2 separate regions of the Homo sapiens genome follow, and region 1 is linked to region 2. The links are chromatin contacts, found by Hi-C or POLR2A ChIA-PET in ENCODE. All regions are on one chromosome and are shown on one strand. The core of a region is the stretch at or near the end of the contact, and the rest is flanking DNA. Distances in the headings are between cores, read along the strand shown. Region 1 overlaps MUSK (muscle associated receptor tyrosine kinase). Region 2 overlaps MUSK (muscle associated receptor tyrosine kinase).

Region 1 (4,075 bases), core at 420-2,919, 41 kb before region 2:
CAAGTGCCAGATAAATTCACAGTTATTGCAATAAGAAAATAGATCTTTCATAAGAATAACTAAATTTTCTCAGAGTTCTCTGAAATTGGATGAGTAGATACCTACTTTCTTCCAAAATTGTCTCAAGTATACAAAAATTAAAAACTAGTTTCATATAGCTTTGCAAAGCTTATTAGAAAGAGGTTGACAGTTATAGAAACAGAGATAAAGATGTTTTCCCTAAAATATTTGAGGTTTATTATTTAAAAATGTCTTAAAAATTATGTCTCCAAATTGCTTGAACCTGGGAGGCAGAGTTCTGGTGAGCCAAGATCACGCCACTGCGCTCCAGCCCAGGCAACAGAGCAAGACTCTGTCTCAAAAAAAAAAAAAAAAAAAAAAAGTGTCTCCTTGATTTCTCAAATAATTGAGAAATTATTTGAGAAATGAATGAGAAATAAATAAGAGTTGATCTACCATTTGATACAGCAATCCCATTTCCTTTGGTATACACTTAAAGGAAAATCAATCATTCTGCCAAAAGGCACATTGTACCCATACGTTCATTGCAGCACTATCCACAATAGCAATGATGTGGAATCAACATAGTTGCCTATCAATGGTTGATTGGATAAAGTAAATGTGATACATATACACCATGGAATACTATGCAGCCAAAAAGAACAAAATCATGTCCTTTGCAGCAAAATGGACACAGAAACAGAAAAGTAAATACTAAATGTCCTCAAGTATAAGTGGGAGTTAAACATTGAGTACACATGGACATAAAGATGGGAACAAAAGACACTGGGGAATACAAGAAGGGGGAGGTCTCTGAAGAAGGGAGGCAAGGGTTGAAAAACTATCTATTGGGTACTATGCTTACAACCCGGGTGACAGGTTTAGTTGTACTGAAAACATCAGCACTACACAACATGTCCACATAACACACTCGCCCATGTACTCCCTGAATCTAGAATGAAAGTTGAAGAAAAAAAAGGAATATAATACCCTCTGCCTCCAAAAAAAAAAAAAAAATGTGTTTCCTCAGGCATTTCCTGGTCATCTTTGCTTTGTTCTTAGAAATGAAATTTATTTGTGGTTTTTTGCTCTCTCAGTGTCACTCCTCTGTAAGTCTTTCTCTCATCTTTGATCAGTTTATTTTTTCTTACCTGTCACTTCTGAGGGTACTCTGGGAATGGGCTAAAATTAGGGCAGCTGCTTTTTTAGGTTGCCATAAACAAAGCAACTGAGTGATGTCAGGCAGAATGATGCTGAGAGTCTCCTGAGAAGGTGATCTGAGTCAGAAAGTGACTTAAACGAGTGAAGAGAAGATAAATACATAATACTAATGGACTGTCTTAAGATTCTTAAATATAATGCATCCAAATAATTTTAAAAATCAAGATAGCAGAAGAAGAGGTGACTTTAAATTATGTTTCATCCATACTTGAGTAAAGCATCAATTGAAATAAGAAGGAGCATCACACTAACCACCACGGTGTCAACATGGCTAAAAAAGAAAGTCAGAAAGCAGTGTCATGCCAACACTTCTAATTTTAATCACAGCTCTAAATGGTCAAGAACACACCCAGAAAATGATAGTGTGTATCTAAGTCTGGGTTTTTTTGTGGTTAACATCTCTCTGACGTAACCTTAGATACTACAGGTGGTTTCTCTTCTTATGGGCAAAATGCTATATACGGTGTGTACTTTCCAGAGACTGTGGTTTGAAAGAGCAATGCTGGCCAGTTGCATAATTACAGGTCTGACGATGAAGGTTGTAAGAAAAACTAACCCTGTTGAATCTCTTAGAAGTTTTTAATTAAGAGGGATTCTGTAAAGAAGACATGTAACGGCTTACAGGTAAAGGCTTACCTTGATTTTGCTTCATTCAGAGGACATGACCTCTTAGAAGGCAAGGTAAACATCTAGACACACATAAATCTTTGTTTGTAATGATAAGAAATGTACTGGCAAATATATCAGACCCCCACACCTATGGGTCTTTCCTGTTGATGTAGTTTCTGACCTTCCAATATGTAATGACTCAGTACTGAAGGCCAAGTGCGAGTGGTGAGTGGTTTCTCTGGTGATCTATACCAAAATAAGGGCTTATAAGTGTTCTATCTTGGTGGCTGTGCTACTGAAATAGATCTGAAACAAGTAAAAGAATAGTTACCTGAAATACACTTGCTATAAAGCTTTGACTCCACTCTAACCGGGATACCTCTTCACAATAAAGAACACTATGGTTAAAATGATGGAATGAGCACCATATCGAGTTCTCCTCTCCCAGATTCTCATGGAGTGACACATAGACCACGCAGAAAAGGAAACAGTCAATCGTGCTGCAAATCAGGAATGGGTAACAGATAAATGCAACCCATTTGCAGCTGGGGAATTTCTGCCAGCTGTAATGGGAATGGGCAAGGGTATTGAGAGCTATTAAAATGGATACAATCTACCCTCTTTAGAATGAGTACGTAAGTCAGCAGCACTAGGACACTGCAAGTGTGTATTTGCACTGGAGAGGCTCTGAGACTCCTCCTCGGTATCAAGGCAACACCAAGCTCCATAGCAGTTTTCAGCTTTGCTCCTAGATCAAGCAGAAAGCCTAGTCCTGAGGAGGAGAATCTAAAGCTATCATCTATAACACACAGTTAGAAATGTGAGTGTAAAGTTGGGGAGAGAGGTTTGAACTAAAAATAAAAAAATCTCAGCATACAGATGGCATTTATAGCCTTGCAACCAGAAGAGATCACTAGGGATGAATACAGATAAAAGGGAGATGTCATCCAAGGATTGAGGTGTGGGCTGTTCCAACATTAAGAAACAGGAAAAGAAGGAAAAAAGAAATCTGGAGGCAAACAAGACGAAGGAGTGAACCGATAACTCCTAAACTATTTCAACTATTCCAGAGAGGACTCTTGATGAACATGGTAGTAAGAGGCTTTTCTTTTCCCCTCAAGATTTCCCCAATATGACAGTAAATGTATATGAATAAGAATCAATCTATGTACATGCTGAAACCAATCCAAGTGCCATCACTTTGACAAATATTCAAAAAGCGGAAAGTATCTTAGTGTTCTTATCCATGGGTAAGACAAGGCACAGGAAAAACTAAATTGCAGCTTTTGCAATACACACAAGCCAAGCGTGAGGGGAGGGGAGATGTGATTTCACATGTATAAAGTCTCCATGCTCTGAGTCAGCAAATACAGAGACAGGGGTGGGCTGTGGGTTGTCAATCAGGATGGTCGACTAGAAGATTGTGTATAGAGCAGGTGGGCCAAGAGGCCTCATGTCTATCCCTGTAAACTGCTATCTGAATAGATCAATTTGCCTGAGAGGTCGTTGGTGTGGGTTTGAAGGGTCCTAGGTGTGAGGCAATACAGAAAATGGGGAGAATATCATACTCTTTTGGGTAATGGAAGCAGTGAAAGAATAGCAAGTAGCTCTCCCTGGGAGTGAAATACGTCAAAATATTGTATCTCAGAGTACAGTCTTCCATCACTTTGGAACTGTGGGGATTCTGACTCAGGCTGCCTATACTTCCCTATGAGCCACATAATCAGAGCCCAGAGGTAGCCATCCCACGGAAAAGAGGTCACACTGGGTGAATATACCAACAAAACAGCAAAGGGACCCCACTTCTACTACCAATACGAACCAGAGCAACTCTTCATTTGTAATTATGTATGGTGAATAAAAAAAATCATCAAAATAATTTTCGGAAAAAAGGGCACGAAAGAAGAGAGGCAGAAGAAAAAGGAAAAATAAATATCAGGAAGAGAAGCGAATGTAAAAGTTTTGTGATTTTTAAAAATATTTCTTCCATAAAATAGAGGAAATAAGAATTAATGTATATTAAATTTATCTTATCAAATTAAAATAATGGAATACCATTATTTGGCAATGCATAAATACATGATCACATAATTGCAGATATTTTATTTTTGTTTTTTGATGTTTAGAATCAATCTAGTCAAAGCACCTAAATCTTAATTTGTTCCAGAACAAAATGCAAATATTACAGATTCATAGAAATGAACATATAGTTGACAGCGTAGAAATAGGTGTATAGTTGACTGAT
Region 2 (3,704 bases), core at 824-3,323:
CCTCAGTAGTGACCAACTTTCTGGGTTTTAGCAATGAAAGTACTGTGTTCTTTTTTTATACAATGGAGTCTTGTGGGTTTTGTAATCAGAAAACCACAATGGCTGTCACACACACAGAGAATTTTTCTAATCTAATTATTATTTCTCTCAAGCATCTATCCATGGTGTTGAGCTGATTTGCCTGAGTGTCACTGTGTAAGTATGATAACTATCCCGTGGCCACCACAAATTATGTTAGTAGTACTAAAGGAAAAGCTGATAGAATCTACTGTCACTTTATTTTGCTGGTTACATTCTGTTTATTATACACGTGCTACTTTCTAGCAAAAGGATTTTCACTGTTGAGCAGTACGTCAAATAAACAATTTTGGAGAATCCTATAAAGAAGCCCAAGAAAGAGAAATCTAAACTAAAGAAGTGATAATTAACAGAGACACTATTTTTTCAAATAACTGCAAGGACAGTTGAAATAGCATCAGTATTTCTTAAGTTCTATTAAAACAAATTTTACTGCCCCTCACCCACTCTTCCCATTTTTTTTTGCAGTAATTTTACTTTTTCTCTCCTTCTCTTTCCCCTTCTTATTCTGTCAATGCTGAAGTCCCTAGAGATTTTTAGATAACATGCCTGATCACAATACAATCTTCTTAGATGAATAAACAAATTATATTACTCTTATAGTGTCTCCAAACCCTCAAACTTTGCAGTAAATTGAGGAATACAAAACTCTAATTTAATGACCATACTGTTGTTATTGAATGCTAAATAGAGAGTGTCCTCAAATTATTGCAATATTTAAATAGTTTCTGGTTTTATCAAAATAGAAGTGGAAATGTGCTGTGTTGGTTGTTGTCATGGGGTTTCCTCAACAGAAAATTTAGGAATAACAATGTCTATCTAGTTTCTGACATATTCCATGAGTGTGATTTTTCCTTTAATCCTCTCAATTCTACCGTGCAGATGAGGAAACTGAAGTTTAGCCAAGACCACACACATCGAGAAAGCAGAACTAACAGTATTTGAACTTTGTTCTATTTAGCTCAAAAACTAGATTCTTTTTTTTCTACATAAGAAGTAATTAAAGATGAAGATAATTCTATTGAACATAAATTTATCAATTTCAATATTTAAAAAGTATGGGAGTTTAACAAAATATCTATTTATAATCTAATTCCTTCCTATAACCACCCAAATGAGGCAACAGCATCAGAACTTAGAATTTTGGATGGAATGTACTTTAAAATAACATTCAGAGATGCTTGGCATGATCTCATTTATTGACAAATAATGTACAGTTTTTATTTTCTCTATCTTGGCTTACTAATGAGGTCCATGTTTAAGATTTCTCCTTTCATCTGATAGAAATCTGGGATATTTATGGATATGATAATAATGTGAACAATAACAAGAGTAATGGAATATTACACCATTTATGATATTTTCTAGAGGTTCTAAGTACTTGTATTTTAGGTTATCTTTAGTGATTTATATGGTAGAAATATTGTCTGATTAATTACCTCCTATTTGTTTGTTTGTTTGAGACAGAGTCTCAACACTCAGGCTGGAGTGCAGTGGTGCAATCTCGGCTCACTGCAACCTCTGCCTCCCCAGTTCAAGTGATTCTCCTGCCTCAGCCTCCCGAGTAGCTGGGATTACAAGTGCACCACCACACCTGGCTAATTTTTGTATGTTTAGTAGAGACGGGGTTTCACCATGTTGGACAGGCTGGTGTTAAACTCCTGACCTCAAGTGATCCACCCACTTCGGCCTCCCGAAGTGCTGGGATTACAGGCATGAGCCACTGCACCCAGGCATTAACCTCCTATTTTGGATGAAAACCAGCTTTTCCTTTTACTGTTGCATATTACAACATTTTTCAAAAACTCCTTCTGTTGTGCAGATAGAAAAATGGAATTTTTCCTTTGACTTATTTTTGAGATTTTACCTGCAAATGGGAATAGGAGTAGGCACTACTCCAGGACTGCACTCCTGGAAGATGTGGTTACACAACAAAGCCTCAGCAGCTGGCCGGCAGACTGGGCTCACTACTTTCAGTTCATTCCAGGCCGTGTGGACCAGTAGCTCTTGGGCCTCCTCAGGGTCCGCATAGGAGGTGTTGAGAAAAACAAGAGCATCTTTTGCCAGGACTGCATTACACACCTCCCCTCTGTACTGGGCGCAGTAGCCTTTGTTATCTTTCTGTGGTTTACTGAAAGAAGAAATGAACAACATTTCTAATCACATGCTATTTCTTGGCATTCATTCTGCTTTTCTTTTTTTTTTTGGTTTTCACATCTGTGTCTCAGAAATAGGAGAAAATTGTACTAGTAAATTGGTTGACACGCTCCATTTGAATATTGTCTTCATTTCCAGCTGCAATTATATCATCTCTAGCTACTCCACAGGGCTATTGAGAAGGCCAAATGTGACGATAGATGTGGAAAGCTTTGGGAACTATGAAGGACTGAATAGATTTGGGTATTTTTAATATTTTACATTATAAATAGAATCTGACTACTCTTAGTTAATAAGCTGATATAAGCAAAGATGCATCTGGAAGACATTTCATCATGATGGTTAACAAATAATTGAGCATAAGAATAATTGCTCTCACCTAAAAAGTTTGCAGCTTTAGGAACATAGTTTATTTATGTGTTATGATAGTTTACCTTAATTTTTGACAACATATACATCTTTGCAACACCTTCCACACTCAGATTCTCCCACTCACACATCTTCCTAGAATTCCATTAAAGAAAAAGAAAGTGATGTAGGGAGGAGAAAGCAGAAATATGGCTTCCAGAGGAGCCAAGTAGCACCTTCAGCTTTGCTGTTTTCTCATCATGTCTCATCACATGGAAAGTCAACTGGTCACCCAGTGCCTCAGTGATCTATTCTGTTGAATGATGTAAGTAATTACTCTGAACTCGGATTATTGTGTGTTAATGGGCCATATATCAGGGAGAAACCTGTAAATGCTAGTGCTAGCACAAACATAGGATTAAAAACTTATCTGCTATAATAACTGAAGACAATTGGGAGAATGGAAAATGCTATTGGTACTCTCTTCACACATCTACTTGTTCCCTTAATATAATGCTGGGAATTATAACAACTCATATTCTCACCTGACAAACATATATTGAATACTTATTATGTGTAGGCACTGTGATGGTCTCAGTATATTCTTATGTGTTCTATCAGATCTTCCATAGTGTTAGTAATGACTTAAGAAAACTCTTAAGTTATATTCTCATTTAGATTTGTACAACTATCGAATTTAGTTTTTCATTGTCTTTATATAAAGAATTTAAAGTAAGAAAATTAAACAAATTAGAATTTGTGTCAAATTTTAAAATTGTTACGTGACCCCAATTGAATTTAAAAAATTAATACTATAATTACAAACCACCACTGGCAGGTCTTTAAAGCAAATTCATTGGAATGAGATATAATACATTCAGGTAAAATGATGAACTTCCAAGAAACACAGCTATACTTTAAAACAATATTTTGTAATATAGAGTCTTCCTTTAATTCATACTGGCCTTTTTCTAATTAGCCAACATGAGTTTTACTGTATCCCTTTGTTTGTTGGGAATATTTAAAATGAAGGCCTTGAATAAGAAAGCACAAAACTCCACAAAAACTTTCTCAAGGTAAAGGTGAGAAAACCCCCAGAGAAAATTAGACAGAAACAAGGA

Evidence for each region. A loop is a pair of places that touch in the nucleus more often than their neighbours do. ChIA-PET counts read pairs that join two places held with the same protein, here RNA polymerase II (POLR2A). Pooled maps may share reads with other maps.
Region 1: a map with no recorded cell type shows a loop between it and region 2 (2.4-fold over the local background). The contact joins two enhancer-like sites. A Hi-C loop is called at or near these places in 3 of 168 maps with a recorded cell type or tissue (PC-3, tibial artery and transverse colon), 1 of 37 single-sample maps with no recorded cell type and 4 of 50 pooled maps. POLR2A ChIA-PET finds 5 or more read pairs at or near these places in 1 of 52 experiments (BJ).

What each region holds. Positions count from the first base shown.
Region 1 is chr9:110,806,390-110,810,464 of GRCh38, reverse strand. It overlaps MUSK (muscle associated receptor tyrosine kinase), which reads right to left. Exons shown (of 15, transcript NM_005592.4): 15 at 3,907-4,075. Among named protein-coding and RNA genes, the nearest start is that of MUSK, 140 kb to the right of the region's middle. RefSeq lists an enhancer at 1,693-1,742. Within about 2 kb of position 1,669, at least 2 of the 41 ENCODE cell types and tissues checked have a DNase peak (open chromatin) inside an H3K27ac peak, as active enhancers do.
Region 2 is chr9:110,766,325-110,770,028 of GRCh38, reverse strand. MUSK (muscle associated receptor tyrosine kinase) reads right to left here. Exons shown (of 15, transcript NM_005592.4): 9 at 1,946-2,209. The region is part of intron 2 of LOC107987115 (a long non-coding RNA gene); the gene reads left to right. Among named protein-coding and RNA genes, the nearest start is that of MUSK, 99 kb to the right of the region's middle. Within about 2 kb of position 2,073, at least 7 of the 41 ENCODE cell types and tissues checked have a DNase peak (open chromatin) inside an H3K27ac peak, as active enhancers do.